Regions from separate parts of the Homo sapiens genome. Here region 1 is linked to region 2. Evidence: read pairs that join two places in POLR2A ChIA-PET (ENCODE). Cell type or tissue: A673. All regions are shown on one strand.

Region 1 (8,000 bases), 1.1 Mb before region 2:
TGAGGTTCTGTGGAATAAATTAGTTTGCTCCTTGGCCCTACCCTAACTCCACACACACCGTGCCCACATTTCAGCTTTCTCTTGTCTGCAAGTCAACTGCCACCCAGCCTTGTAAAAATTGCTGCTATTTCTTATGCATTGTATCTCTTCTTCCATTCTCTTAAACCTGTGAGCTTATACGTTAAAAAAATTTCTTTTTGTATCTGTAAGTACAGATACAAAAACCCTTTTCAAAACTTTAGCAAGTCAATTCCAACAATATATTAATATAAAGTTGATAACACCCTTGATATCTGATTGGGTTCCTCATCCTCCACCATCCCCAGGTGATGTCTGATCACCTTGCCCTGTCCTCAGCGAGAATCCTGTTAGGTCACTTTAACCAGAATCTGCACACTCCCTGCCCCCACCTCCCACCCTTATCTTTGATGTTTCCTGTCTACCCACCCGACTCTGTTCCTTGGCTATGAAGTCCCACTTACCCATGCTACATTAGAAATTCAGCCCAATCTTTCTCCCTTATTGCAAAATCCTTTTGCAGCCACCCCCACACCTATCACCATGACCCTCACCTTGAAAAAAGCCTGACGTACTGTCCTCAGAGCCCAAGCTAACCCATCATACCCCCTGTGACCTGCACATATATAAACAGATGGCCTGAAGCAACTGAAGAACCACAAAATAAGTGAAATTAGTCAGTTCCTGCCTTAACTGATGACATTCCACCACTGTGATTTGTTCCTGCCCCACCCTAACTGATCAATTGACCTTGTGACATTCCTTCTCCTGGACAATGAGTCTCAGAAGCTTCCCACCCAGCACCTTGTGACCCCCACCCCTGCCCTCAAGAGAACAACCCCCTTTAACTGTAATTTTCCATTATCTACCCAAATCCCATAAAACTGCCCCACCCATCTCCCTTTGCTGACTCCTTTTTCGGACTCAGTCCACCTACACCGAAGTGATTAAAAAGCTTTATTGCTCACACAAAGCCTGTTTGGTGGTCTCTTCACACGGACGCGTGTAACACTTACCATCCTCAGCAAATGTCATTAATTATTTTTTACTTTAACAGATGCCGAGGTAATTCAATGGAGAAACAATAGTTTTCTTCAACAAATGATGCTAGAACAATTGGATACACATATGTTAAAAACAAAAACAAAAACCCTCTATCCTTACCTTACACCAAATGCAAAATTTAACTTGGTATAGATCATAGACCTAAAATGCAAAGGCTAAAGGTATAAAAGTTCTGAAAAAGCCGGGTGCGGTGGCTCACACCTGTAATCCCAGCACTTTGGGAGGCTGAGACGGGTGGATCACGAGGTCAGGAGATTGAGCCCATGCTGGCTAACACAATGAAACCCCGTCTCTACTAAAAATACAAAAAATTAGCTGGGCGTGGCGGCACGCGCCTGTAAGTCCCAGCTACTAGGGAGGCTGAGGCAGGAGAATCGCTTGAACCTGGGAGGCAGAGGTTGCAGTGAGCCAAGATTGCACCACTGCACTCCAGCCTGGGAGACAGAGCAAGACTCCATCTCAAAAAAAAAAAAAAAAAAAAAATTTCTGAAAGAAAACATAGAAGAAAATCCTAGTGACTCTGAGTTAGATACAGATTTCTTAAACAGGTACAAAACCTCAAACTATCAAAGGTAAGTGATAAATTACATTTGATCAAAATTAAAAATTCTACTTGACTTGCACCACTGACCCTGTTTAAGATCCCTATTTGTTGCCTTCTTTCTACTTGAGGACCCAAGAATTAGACTGCTTAGATTAGAGTTCCAGTTCCGTGAAATACTAGCCTCAGTCTTTTCATCTGTAAAACGAGGCTAGCAATGGTAACTCCTCCTGGGATTGTTTTACGGATCATATTAGCTAGCAGTGCTTGGAATGCAATGAGTGCTATGTAAGTGTTATTCTCCTTTCTTCCTCTTTCAATTTTATCCTATATCTATAGATAAAAGTGATTCTGTATGCTACTAAAAGTGATAAGGAGTGCAAATAAAGCATCCACAACTGTGAAAGTGCCTCTCTCTCTCTCTCTCTCCTTCCTTTTTTTTTTTTTTTTTTTTCTTGAGACAGAGTCTCACTCTGTCATCCAGGCTGGAGTGCAATGGCACGATCTCGGCTCACTGCAACTTCCGCCTCCTGGGTTCAGTGATTCTCCTGTCTCAGCCTCCTGAGTAGCTGGGATTACAGGCATTCGCCGCCATGCCCGGCTAATGTTTTGTATTTTTAGTAGAGACGGGGTTTCACCATATTCCCCAGGCTGGTCTTGAACTCCTCCGCTCAGGCAATTCATCCTTCTTGGCCTTCCAAAGTGCTAGGATTACAGGCGTGAGCCACCATACTCAGCCGGAGTCTCCTATTTCTTTTGATGCCTGCCACTGGGTTACCAAAATAACCAGGTCTGGCCTCAGGTTTAGCATCAAAACAGACAACATAAGGCACAGGCATTCTATACATTAAGAAAACAAATACAGAATATTCAAATCCAAACTTGTAAAATAATTCATTGCAAGCCTTCTTTAAACAGTAAGCCTCACCAGGGAACTTAAATACTTATTTACAAATCAATTACTTAACAAAAAGAACCAGAAAAAAAAAAAAAAACCCTGAAAATTTAAGTGCCAGTAGTCATTGCCTAGTAATGTTTAATTAGAAAGGAAGATAAAGCTTATCTGATATGTTCCTTCAGCTAGGGGGATTTGATTTCTAAAAATTCAATTTGCAGCCAATTGTTAAGAAAATATCAACTGCAAAAAAGTAAGTAAGGTGGACAAATAATTTGTGTGTGGCATGTATACAAAGAAATACATAACAACCCAGCTTGCAGATTTGCTTTTTCTCCATTACTTGGGCAATGCCAGCCAGTGCAATTGATAGACTGGGTGGGTAAATGCCAAACAAGCTGACTGGTTGATATGCTAATTCTTACCTTTAAAAGAAAACAACCAGGCCCATCAAATAAGACCCCCCATAAAACAATCCAAGTTGAACATTCACTAACTTTCCATGCATTTAACAACAGAATCTGCCGTGCAGGTTCTCTCCTTGAGAGGGCCGATACACTCATATTCCACATCTCAGATAAAGCTCACTGTGTTGTATGTCTCCTTGAGTGTATAAGGAGTGACTCTCATTTACTTTTTTGGTCTACACTTGAGTGGATATACAGCCAGCTCCCATCAGTAATCCCCACTGGACACGGGACTAGGAAGGAACAAGGGAAGCTGGGTAGATTTCCTCCTTTAGGTTAATTTTGAGGAGTCATACTTTTGCCTCCTCTATCAACAAGCTTTAGACAGGGATCCTTGAAGTCAGCATCAGTCACCAAGAGCGCGAGGTCTGTGAGTTCCATGGCAGCACACAAGGGTTGGCCGTTACATTCCACAAACTGGGCTCTAGCATGGGCTGGACGTGGGCACTGCTGAGGGGCGGCCTCAGTACGGGGAGATTGTAAACAAGGGAGGCAGAAGGACATGTGGCAGCACAGCTTTGCATGTAGCAGAGCTGCTGACTACAGAAAGCCTGACATCAGAGCTGGGATGGGCCTCTGTGATCAAAGCCACCAGGAATTGAACTGCCAAAGTCAGAGCCAGTCGCAAAACCTGCAAACAAGCCTTTCAGACACTGGAATACAGACAACAAGAACTCAGAGAGGAAAGGACTGCAGATTCAGTGGGCTACGTTCTCATGCAGACAATGTCAGGATCACAGAGGAAAGCAACAGTGGAGGGCTACGGATGATCCCTGTATTAAGCTCCCAGATCCCACCCACTGGCTTTAATCCCACCCTGAATGCCTCCACCTCAGGCATCCTTCCTAAAGCAAGACACATGTACTGTGTACATCTTACTTTTGGTAGTTACGCCACCTCCTGGCCTGGGACTCCTACATAGCCACCCTGCCACACACTGTTTTATTGTCATATTCATGCTCATCCTGAGCTCAAAAAGTTGCTTTTCCAATAAGATTTTTTTAAATACACATCATTTATTCAGTAGCTTTTTGTTGTTGTTGTTGTTTGGTTTTTTTTTTGCTTTAGATGGAGTCTTGCTCTGTTGCCCAGGCTGGAGTGCAGTGGCATGATCTCGGCTCACTGCAACCTCCTCACAGGTGCAAGTGATTCTCCTGCCTCAGCCTCGGGACTAGCTGGGGCTTCAGGTGCAGTCCACTGCACCTGGCTAATTTTTATATTTTTAGTAAGGGAGGAGACCACCCCTCATATTGTCTTATGCCCAATTTCTGCCTCCAAAGAAAGAAGAAATGAAAATTAAAAGGCAGAAATGAAATTCACAGGCAGACAGCCTGGTGCCACACCCTGGGCCTGGTAGTTAAAGATCAACCCCTGACCTAATCGGTTATGTTATCTATAGATTACAGACATTGTATGGAAAAGCACTGTGAAAATCCCTGTCCTGTTCTGTTCCATTCTAATTACCAGTGCATGCAGCCCCCTGCCTGCTCAATCGATCACGACCCTCTCACACGGACCCCCTTAGAGTTGTAACCCTCAAGAGGGACAGGAATTGCTCACTCGGGGAGCTCAGTTTTTGAGACGTGGGTCTTGCCGATGCTCCCAGCCGAATAAAGCCCTTCCTTCTTTAACTCGGTGTCTGAGGAGTTCTGTCTGTGGCTCATCTTGCTACATTAGTAGAGACAGGGTTCCACCATGTTGGCCAGGCTAGTCTCAAACTCCTGACCTCAGGTGATCCACCTGCCTTGGCCTCCCAAAGTGCTGGGATTACAGGCGTGAGCGACCGCACCCAGCTATTCAGTAGCTTTTGCTACTGTATCCCGATCCCTAACCCATGATTCAGTCAGTACCTAGTGTTCATGAAACATCTATTAAGCACCTACTTTGCACCAGGCACTATTAGGGAAGCTAAAGATATCATTGTGATCAAGGCAAATAAAGTCCCTGGCCTCTGGGGTTTCCCTTCTGGGGTGGAGGAGGGAAACAGACGTTAATCAATGAAATACCCAATTCTCTATTTCATTATAATTGTGCTAGGTGATTCAAGAAGCAAAACACAGTGTACTATAAAAGTGATAATTGAGTGGGTGGGGCACCAAAATTTCTTGAGAAAATGAGAGACTAAACCATGAAGGATAAATGGGAATTAACTCTGTTGGGCAGGAGCTGAAGAAAGTGGATTCCAAACAGAGAAAAGTAGCAAGGAGATGAGATGAGGCAGGTGGACGGGGCCACATCACAGGGCATGGAAGATCAATTCTGGAGAGTGCCCCCCAATAAAACAGAACTGGGATGTGAGTAGGAGCTGGGAGTGACATCATCTGGTATGTTTCTGAAGGTAACTTTGGCTAATAGATGGGTGGTGAAAGGAAATACAGGAAACAAGGAGAGAAAAGACAGAGGCAGCTCAGAGCAAGTGCAGCTGGACTAGAGAGGAGGCAGTGGGGGTGTGGAGAAGCTACAGAGGCACGTGAGGTTTCTTGGCCACAGACAGAGACAAAGGGCAAAAGGGAGAAGGAATGACTCTGAGGCTTCTAGGTGGATGGTGCTGCCACCTACTGAGCCAGGAAAGACTAAGCTCAGAGAGAAAAAAGTTGAGATTTTCATTTTAGACATGCTGAGTTTAAGGAGCCTGTGAGATATCCACCAGAGATGTTAAGAGCACAGTTGGATACTCAAGTTTGGAGCTCCGAGGAGAGATCTGGCCTAGAAATATAAATGTGAGAGTTAGGTCAGCACATGGATGGCACTAACTGAGGCTAAGCAGGTGGAATGAGCCCCAAGATTTGCTCAGATTTCCCTGCTACATGGCACCCTGGAAACTTGCCCCATCACATACGCTGCTGTACTTTATCATATTATAATTATTTGTTCGACATCTACTTTTGTGCTTTACTGTAAACAGACAGAGAGCAGGGACTCTATTGGTTCAATTTGTTATAGTATTTCCATCCTAATATATTTCTAATATAATACTGTGGAGTCTGTCCATAATAAATATTTGTTGAATGAATGGACTCCATCATGAGTTCTACTGGATATTACAGGCTACTCAAATAGAGCCTGGCATTTCTGTCTTCAGGTTTAAACACAGCTTAAACAGGAAGAGTGAGGAGGCCCGTTATCAGTCTGGTTTACAATGACTCCATCTGCTGGTGCTTGCTCTGAGCACGGGGAGACAGCAATTCCCACTACCTTGCAAGCCACGGCAGCTGCCTGTGACACACATGCTCCCCATCCCTCTGAAAATCTGTGCAAATGTGGATGAGTGACGTGTAAGAAATGAAATGATACAGGTGTCACCCTTTCCCCAGTAATGTGCTTGTTATACTGTCAATCCGCATTGAGAAGTTCAGAAACATAGTAAGAGAACTAAGTTGAAAGGGAGTCTTGTGACTCCCAAAATATGTGAGTTTACATTTGTTTTCAAAACCCACAGTTAAAACCTAGGGGCAACTATGATTTCAGTGAGGTATATTTTTCATCTTAAGTTCTATGTGCAGGGTGAGGTGTTACCTAAAACTATTAATTTTATCTTTGCCCTGTCTAGAGACAGATGTAGAAACTGTTTTTCAAAGATACATCTTTCTAGGTTCTTGGTTAAGAACATCCACTTAAACATGGTTATAGCTGTTTAGCCTTTAACAACAACAACAAAAACAGAAAACCCAAAATCATTATGTGGGCAAATCTTTCATAAAATCCAAGAAAAGAGCCTGAAAAACTGTGGAAACTGTTAAACTTTCAGCAAGTGCTTTCAGAGCTCCCTGATGGTGAACACCTGGAAAGGGCTTCACCCTAGAGTTTTTTCCCTTTGGAAAAGCCTGGGGAGAGGGAACCAGAGGGGAATACGGGTAAGCGGGAAGAGGAGGGGTGAGATAAAGGGATTGAGACTGAAGGAACAAAACACTAATGATTTTTAGCCAAAGGCTTTCTTGAGGTCCCAGGTAGTTTTTGAAAATATACTTTTACATTAGATCATCATCACAAATTCCATATTTAAAAAAACTAAGGTCTGTACATTTTTTGCAATGGTCCTGCATTATTACTCTGCTTCTAGAGAAAAAAGAAGCCCTTATTTCTGCAACTTTATTCTTTCTAAGGACTCTCTATTTTGCAAGCCCTGGCTAGCAGAAAAGTTCTAAACAAATGTCATTTTTAAGAATAAAAGAAATGTAATCACTTGCAATGCAATAAAACCCAACACTAAACTACACTTTATAGTTCTAAGAAATAAAAGCTACTAGGCACTCATCAACTGTAGTAAGATTTTATTCCTGAAGTTATCAAATTAATAGAAAAACCTATCAAACATCCTTTCTTTATATTATGGCCTAAAATGTTGGAGAGCATTAATTCTTAGAGTATACTTTAAAAATAGTCTAATAGTCTACCTTTCTCTATCTTTCCATTAATTTTTTATTGCAGTTTTGTATAAAATCCACAAAATCCTTAATGGGGACTGGGGAGTTTCTGCCAAAAAGAAAAACAATTACTCTTGACTACTTAAAAAAATTCCTACCCTAAAACACTTGATTTTTTAGTCTGTAGGCAAAAGCAAGTCGTACCAGCAAGCTTCTCACCAGTGGTACATGATCAGTGCCTTTAGGTCTTTATATTTACTTCTATTATCTGTGCTGGGATTTGCCTGATAAACTGTTCAATTCTTCCAAAGTAGAAACATATATAGCTATTTTTTAGCAAGAAAATAGCTCAGCATTAACTCCAGCCATCTGTTAAACAAATCATCAAGTACCAAGCAATGGTGACAAACGCAAAGTGAATGTAAAACCCACAGCTCTAGCAGATCTGACCTCGCGAAGTCCGGCAGACCCTGTTCCTGACCTCTCGCTATCACGCCCTAAACTATGTCTCTGCTACCCGCTACACTTCCTCCTTCCCCAACAACCTCTCTGCATCAAATCTACCCTTTTGTCATTGCCAAAGCTGTCTTCTCCAAAACCATTTAGACTCTTCTATTCATGGCCTTCAGCAAATAGGAAGAATAAAATCT
Region 2 (8,000 bases):
CAATCAAGAGAATGAAAAGGTTACAGAAGCCCTAAAAAACATAATAAAGTTTACCTTATTGCTAGAAGATGAACTCTGCATTCAGAGAGAATAGCTTCTTTTTAATTATACATGGAATAGTCACAAAAATTACCATATATGTGTATTAAGTCATGAAGAAAACCATAGTAAAAACCATAATGAAAAAATACAGACAAAATTATACAATTGCAATGCAATAAAATGAGAATTAACCAAAAACAAGAAATCCATTCTATCTGCTATTTTTTAAAAAAGTAAAAAAGTAAATAACTTGGGTCAGAGGGCAAATACTAATAAAATCACAGAATATCTAAAAATAATTAATGAAAGCATTACAAGTCAGAAGCTAAGGAATGCAACTAAAATAGCAATCTGATGAAAACTGAGATGCTTTAATGCTTATATCAATACAAACAAAAGAAGAAAATCAAATGAAATAAACATGGAACTCAAGGGATTAGAAAATGAAGCAAAAGAAAGGAAGAGTGCCAACAAATACACAAAAACTTGTGCAACTTTTTTCTAGAAAAATACACCAAATATATAGAATAGAAAAATTTCTTAAACTTGACTCGGTAGAAATAAAAAGTTTAAACAAAACAAAAATCCAAAGATGAAATAGTTATCAGAGTTAATCTTACCAAAAAGCACCAGTACAAGCCTTCAAAAACCAGATAACCCCTGTATTAATCATGTTTTTTACTTTATCTTTCATATTTTGATATTTTGGGAGGGGTGTTGGAGGGTGTGCTTATACATCCAGAGAGAGACTGCCCCTCTCAGGACCAGCTAATTCCTTAAGGTGGTAAACTTACTTGGGAAAACATTTCTCATATGCAAGCCAACCGCTATCTAACTTTTACACATAGACCATTAATTCCCCACTACTAAATCAACTCAAGACCATATACCAGACAACAACGGACAGCCTCTAGTCCCCAAAGCCTACTGAAATTATTCAACCTAGCCAATCCTAAACCGTTTACTCTGCCCTGCCTTGGCTTTTCCATAAAAAGGTCAATAACAGCTCTGGTCTAGGATTTCCTTTAGCTCCTGCTTCTGACTCCTGACAAAATCTGGTGCTTCCTTTATAGCCCTGCATGGTGCAGTATGTCCCCTTCTCTCAGGAAATATAAGTAATAAATAATTATTTCAATGGCATTGATCACTCCATGTTTTCCCTCAGTCACCTCTATAAATTAAAATTCCACTGATACATGTGAGACAACCCCAAAAGTACTTAAACTGTTCCAAACCATAGAAACAAAAACATTTTTCCAAATTCATTTTCAGGGAGCAAAATTACAATAATACTTATCTGATCTCATAAAGACTACAAAAATAAAGGCCAATATCACTTATAAATATGAATAAAAATATGAAATTAAATTTTAACAAACAGAATTAAATATGACCAAGTGATATGTATTTCAGGAATGCAAGGATGGTTCAGCATAAGAAAATCCACTAATATAATTCACTATATTCATAAATCTAAGAAGAAAACACATTTATTCTTCTCCATAGATGTTGAAAGGTCATTCAACAAAATTCAAACCCATTCCTAATATAAACACTCAATAAAATACAAGTTGGCAAACACTTCCTTAATATTAGAAATATATATATATACACACATCAGCCAAAAAGCCAGCAACTTAATGAAAATACACCACATACATTACTGCAAAATGAATAAAGCACAGCTACGTAATAGACAAGAGAAAAAGATTTAGTCAAATGAATAAGAGAGGAAGAAATAAAACTTTGTGTATTTATAGATGACATAACAGATACACCTTGACAACCCAAGAGAATCAATCATAAACTCATATAAACAGAAAGAAAATTCATTAAAATGGTAGGATGTAAAACATTAAAAAATGAAAATCATCCATATATATATGTACACACACAACAATATCCTGTTAGAATATAGTCATGTGTTGCTTAACAATGGGGATATGTCCCAAGAAGTGCATCATTAAGGTGACTTCATTATTGTGAAATCACCCAAGTATACTTAAATCTAGATGGTATAGCCTACTACACATCTACAGCATGTTACCATACTGAATACTGTAGGCCACTGTAACACAATTGTTAAGTATTTGTGTATCTAAACATAGAAAAGGTATAGTAAAAGTACAATATTATAATCTTATGGGACTACCATTGTATGTAGTCCATATATTTCCACTGTTGATGGAGATGTCATTATGCAGTGCATAGCTGTATAAACAGAAGGGAAGGGGACATTTACAACAGCAATAAAAATGACAAAATACCTAGGAGTAAGCACAACAAGAAATGTGCATAATCACTATACAGAAAACCTTAAAACACTACTTTGCAAAGTAGTCTGCTACTTTTGACTAAAGTAGACTAGAACAAATGGAAAGACATATCTTTTTTTTTTTTTTGAGACAGAGTCTTGCTCTGTCACCAGGCTGGAGTGCAGTGGTGCGATCTTGGCTCACTGCAACCTCCTCCGCCTCCTGGGTTCAAGTGATTCTCCTGCCTCAGCCTCCCAAGTAGCTGGGACTACAGGTGCACACCACCATGCCCAGCTAATTTTTGTATTTTTAGTAGGGACAGGGATTCACCATGTTGGCCAGGATGGTCTCAATCCCTTGACCTTGTGATCTGCCCACCTCGGCCTCCCAAAGTGCTGGGATTATAGGCATGAGCCACCATGCCCGGCCGACGTATCTTTTTAATGGATAGGATGACTCAACATTATTGAGATATCTGTTGTTCCCAATTTATGAAAAATTAATGTAATCTCAATAAAAGTAATTTTTAAAATGTAGTTGGACCAGTTGATCCTAAAGTACATGTGGAAAAAAGCAAAAGCAAGAAAAACCAAGAAAACCCTGAAAAAGAATAGTGTGAGATGGGGGTATGGAGAGAAGACACTACAGAACAGCATTGTAAGTCTTTATGATTAAAATAGTGATAGTAGGCATGGATCAATGATATACACAATGGAATATGACAGAAAAGCTAAAACAAAACCAACTATATGGGAAAACTTAGTACATCATGTAAGTGTCATATCAAATTACTGAAGAAAAGGTAAAGTTTTTAATAAATGTTGGGGAAATGGATAACTTTGGTAGAAAAAAAATTAGATCAATACTTCACAAGAAAGACCAAATTTGACTTTTAAACAGGTCAGAGATTTAATGTAATAAATGAGAAATCCCCTAAGTACTAGAAGAAAACACGAGTGAATAACAAATTGTTATTTGAATTCCTACAGTCTGGTAATTAGGAAAGCTTTTCTAAGACAATAAAAATCTGGAAGCAATAAAACAGAAGACTGATACATCTAACTACACAAAAGCAAAAACTTTCTGTATGGCAAAAGATATAGTCAAAGACAAAGGGCACAAATATTTATAAATGATATAAAGAGCTCCAAAAAAATCAAGAAAAATTAGAGACCAAAAGTCAACAGAAAAAAAAAACTATCAAAAACATGATCACATAATTCACAGGAAAAAAAGGCAAATGACTCCTAAATATATAAAAAGGTACTTTACCTCATTCATAAGAGAAATGTAAAATAAACTCAAGCTAGAGATACCAATTCCAATCTATCGGAGAAAAATTCAATAGCTGAGCCACATACTATGTTGGTGAAGTTATAGAGAAATGGGTATTCTTACTTACTTATTTATTTATTTATTTATTTATTTATTTATTTGCTGGTGAAACTGCAAAATGATATAACCTCTACACAGGGCAATTTGGCAGCACATCTAATAAAATCACATATGCATTTAATCTCCATTCCTGCAATTCCACACCTAGGAATCTACAAATATACAATGACAAAAATACAAAATGCACACACACAAGGTTATTCATTACAGCACTATTTGTAGTAGCAAAAGCTTGTAAACAAGTCATGAAAATGAGGAATATATCTGTATACCTGTGATGGTTAATTTTAGGTATCAATTGTCAAACATTATCTTAGGTGTTTCTTTGAGGGTGTTTTTGGATGATATTAACATTTACATTGGTAGACTAAATAAAGCAGACTGCCTTTCCTTAATGTGAGTGGGCCTCATTCAGTCAGTTGATGCCTGAATAGAACAAAAAAGCTGACTCTCTCATGAATAATTAAAGAGAATTCCTCCTGCCTGACTGCCTTTGAACTGGGACACCAGCTTTTTCCTGCCTTCAGACTCGAAGTGGGTCTAGAGGCTGCTGGCCTTTAGACTGGATCTATACCTTCAGCACTCATGGATTGCCACCTTGCCCACTCACCTTGCAGATCTTAGGAGTTGTCAAACTCGATAATCATATGCATTAATTCTTTATAACAAATCTTACTATACACACAAACAGACACATCCTATTGCTTCTGTTTCTCTGAAGACTCCTGACCAATACCAAATACAGTAATTCTCATATTAAGTAAAAAAGAAAGGTACAGAGTATATAACAGTATACAACACACTACCACCTACAGGGATAAGAAAGGGTGGATATATGTACATATGCATATGTACATGGATATGAATTTGTTTATTTTTGCAAAAACAAACACTGGTAGGATAAAAACAAAACAAATGAAAATGGTTACCCATAGGAGGTGTTACCCGGTGTAATGCCTATATGACAGTTGAATTCTGATCCTGCCCCAACTCTGCTTACCTTTAAGAAACAGGATACCTGTAATAAAAAGTTCCCTTTGAAATAACGAGACCGGGTGAGACTGGTTAGAACCAAGATAGCTGACATAATGAAAAGACCTCACGTTTCATTATAATCTCATTTCCATGCTAAATGAAATGGTACTCCCACCAGTTCCATGACAGTTGGCAAATGACCGTAACAACTGCAAGAAGCCATAAAAGGACAAAAAGGATGGTGGCACTCCAGTTCTAGAAAGTTCACTGCCCATTTCTAGAAAAGACATGAATATTAATCCTCTTGCTTTTAATGTCCAATGCCTTCATTAGAAAACCCTATATTTTAACCCCCCAGCCTATCACTAGTGGAGAAGTTGAATTATGAGCCATGCTCCTGCTTCTCAATTCCATGGCCATCAAATAAAGCCTGCACTGCTTGATACTCACTTCTGGTTTTGTGTACTGGTTTTGTGACAATGAACAGGGAAAGACCCCATCTTTTGGGAAACCAGCTTTGTTGGTAACAGAGGCAGGTGTAAATGAAGAAAATAAAAGGGAGTCTTTTTTGAGTATATCTTTTTATAAGGTTTGACTTTTGAACCATGTAAATGTTTTATATTCTCCAAAATTAAAATAACAATAAAAAACGCCCCAAACTGAAAATTAAGTGAAATCAACTGTATAGCAAATTGGTATTACAACCATACAGAAAATAACTGTTTCAAGCAACTTTTAAGCATATATTCTGATCCTTGGTGGGATATGTTCTAAAGACAAAAGAACTGCAAAGAAATCTTACATTTCAGTTATTTTATTTTTAGAAAATCAGTATTGCAATTTTTAAATCATTTTATGTAAATTGTAGGAAAAGGCTAATGTATTAATGTAATTCAGAACCAAGTCCTTCGGTGTAACAGAAGAGAAATAAAAAACAGATAAGTTAAGCAAAAATAAATATAAATATAAAACAAAGTTGTTAAGCAAAAATCTTATAATATTAAACTGGAGTGGAAAATATCAATTAGGAATTTGATTGAATATTTATATATAACACTATATAATATTATATTATATATTTTTCTAATTCTCTTTACCAAAAAGATGCAGAATAAAGCACACCCTGTGCACATCTAGTATCCACATGTTACTTTTCAAATGCCATTTCCCACTAAATGAAACTAGGACTCCCTGAAGAAACAGTCTGATGCCAGGTCTCGACGAGGGGAAGCAAAGACTCATCTTTGTACTACAGAGCAAGAAAGTGCTCACAGGTGACGTAAAACACAGAAGTAAACTTTGACTGGGCTCCTGCTGCCTAATATGAAATTATTTGAACACCCCACCCCCCAAAAAAAGACTAATAATGAAAAATGGAATAAATAAAAATCCAAGATGTTACTGTGACAGTCCAAAAAAATAAACCCCACAACCCCGTTGTCCTAACTGTAATTGACTATTATACCAATTGCTTTCGTGAAAATTGGTAATTAAACAGAATTACATATTTTTTAATCTGATTTTCTGGATAACATGTAATCATCATTCACCATTTATAAAGGAAAATTCTTTTATTTACAAAAGAATGCCAGCTAATAAATGTCAAGAAATAATACAATTTTAAAAATAATTGTTTTGTAACCCCAAATATTATTTAATAAATGGAAGTAAAACTGTTTGTTGAAAGACTGTTAGGAAAGAGGATTGATCCACAAGCCAAAATATCACTGTACATATTACTTAATTATAAAGGGATAACATAAGTTTACAATGGAAAGATTGAGTAGATACCACCTTAACCAAATGATAACATTTAGTATCTCTAATGGCGGTACACCTCACAACAAAAACCTACTAATATGACACAAAATGATGTATGAAGCTTCATCTAATAGATATTTTTGCAAAAATATCTGACCTGAATCAATCCTTTAGACCCAACTTTCAGTTTACAGGAAATAAATGAGATTGAGGAAATAAATAATTGGTACCATGAGAAAACAATCAGATAATCCTGCATGTAGAACACAAAACTAGTTTGGAATTAGGATACAGATTATCAGAACAGCTCATATGATACAATTTAAAAAACAACGTATTAAAAAGAAATCATGAGAGATGAGAATGCAAAGGGGTCTAAAGGAAATAAATTACAGACAAGCACAAGTCCTTCCAAAATGAGAAGGGATCACAGGCACTGGGGAATTTGCTGAAATGGTACCTGGGCTGCAGAGAATCAAGCCTTCCAGGGTAGAAATACTCTGCTGGATTAAAGGGAAATGGCAGAGCTTTTAACAACTGCTTGGCTGTGTGACAGATTGATATCTTTAAGAAACTCAAATGTAGAGATAATTCTCCCCATTCTCCTCCTGATTCCCTCCACAGGTCTATTTATGAGTATGTGAAGGCAGCAACAGCACTGGTGGCTGCGAGTGGAACTAAAAAGCAGAAAAACATTAGGCTTATGTCCTGCAAGAGAGTTGCACCTGTAATACTCACAGAACAGGATTCATTCACTATCAAAGCACTTGAGACCAGAAGTGAATTGAAACCACCTAAAGAGGTCATCCAGCTCCAATACAGCTCAACTCCTGATGGTATCAAAGTGTTCAGTCTTTCATTCTAGCTGCCTTTCAGAGCAAAAAAAGCATGTCTCTCTGGAGAAAAAGGGTATTTATGCCAATCTCTTCTAAACACAATGCCAGTATAAAAACAGAATTATCACACATAAAGCAGGAAAAAATGACCCATAACCAAAAGAAAAAATAGCCAAAAGAAACAGACCCACAGATAAGACATGTTAGAATAAGCAGACAAAAACTTTAAAATAACTATTTTAAATTTATTTTTTTAAAATAGAGAAAAAGACAACCCAAATGGACAAAAACAGAGAACTTCAACAGAAAAATTAAATCTCTAAAAAGCCAAGTAACTATTATAGAAAAACTGGGAAAAATGGTATCTTAAAAACATCTTTACTGGTTAATGATAGATAAAAAAGCCAAGAAAGAAAAATCAGTAAAGATATATAGAATACTTGAACAACACTATTAACCAGCTTGAACCAACAATTGCAAAATGCAGAATGTGGGATATTCTACAAATTAACTGACATTTGTCTAAAAACTCAATGTTATGAAACAAACAAACAAAAAAACCAAGAACCTAAAGAATTGTAACCACCAAATGCAATGTATGAGACTTGATTGGATTTAGAAAAAAATACATATATATATAAATTTTAAAATATATTTTGAAGACAGAAAAATCTGAACTTATGAACTAAGTATTTTAGAAAATTAGATTACTGTTAACTGTCTTAATATGATGACG

What was found. ChIA-PET counts read pairs that join two places held together with the same protein. Peaks named below come from ENCODE experiments on the same cell type or tissue, not always from the same donor. Only the 100,000 strongest peaks of a DNase experiment are listed, where the experiment ranks them.
Region 1: POLR2A ChIA-PET joins it to region 2 with 7 read pairs; 1 of 35 experiments calls an interaction of 5 or more read pairs at or near these places.

The regions. Positions count from the first base shown.
Region 1 is chr7:111,849,901-111,857,900 of GRCh38, forward strand. All of the region lies in intron 23 of DOCK4 (dedicator of cytokinesis 4), which reads right to left. Among named protein-coding and RNA genes, the nearest start is that of DOCK4-AS1, 45 kb to the left of the region's middle. In A673, CTCF peaks have their summits at 3,909 (motif pointing left), 5,536 (motif pointing left) and 6,170 (motif pointing left); DNase peaks (open chromatin) are centred at 3,871 and 5,521.
Region 2 is chr7:112,904,144-112,912,143 of GRCh38, forward strand. All of the region lies in intron 2 of SAMTOR (S-adenosylmethionine sensor upstream of mTORC1), which reads right to left. Among named protein-coding and RNA genes, the nearest start is that of SAMTOR, 32 kb to the right of the region's middle. In A673, no CTCF peak of the experiment used is centred here; a DNase peak (open chromatin) is centred at 4,138.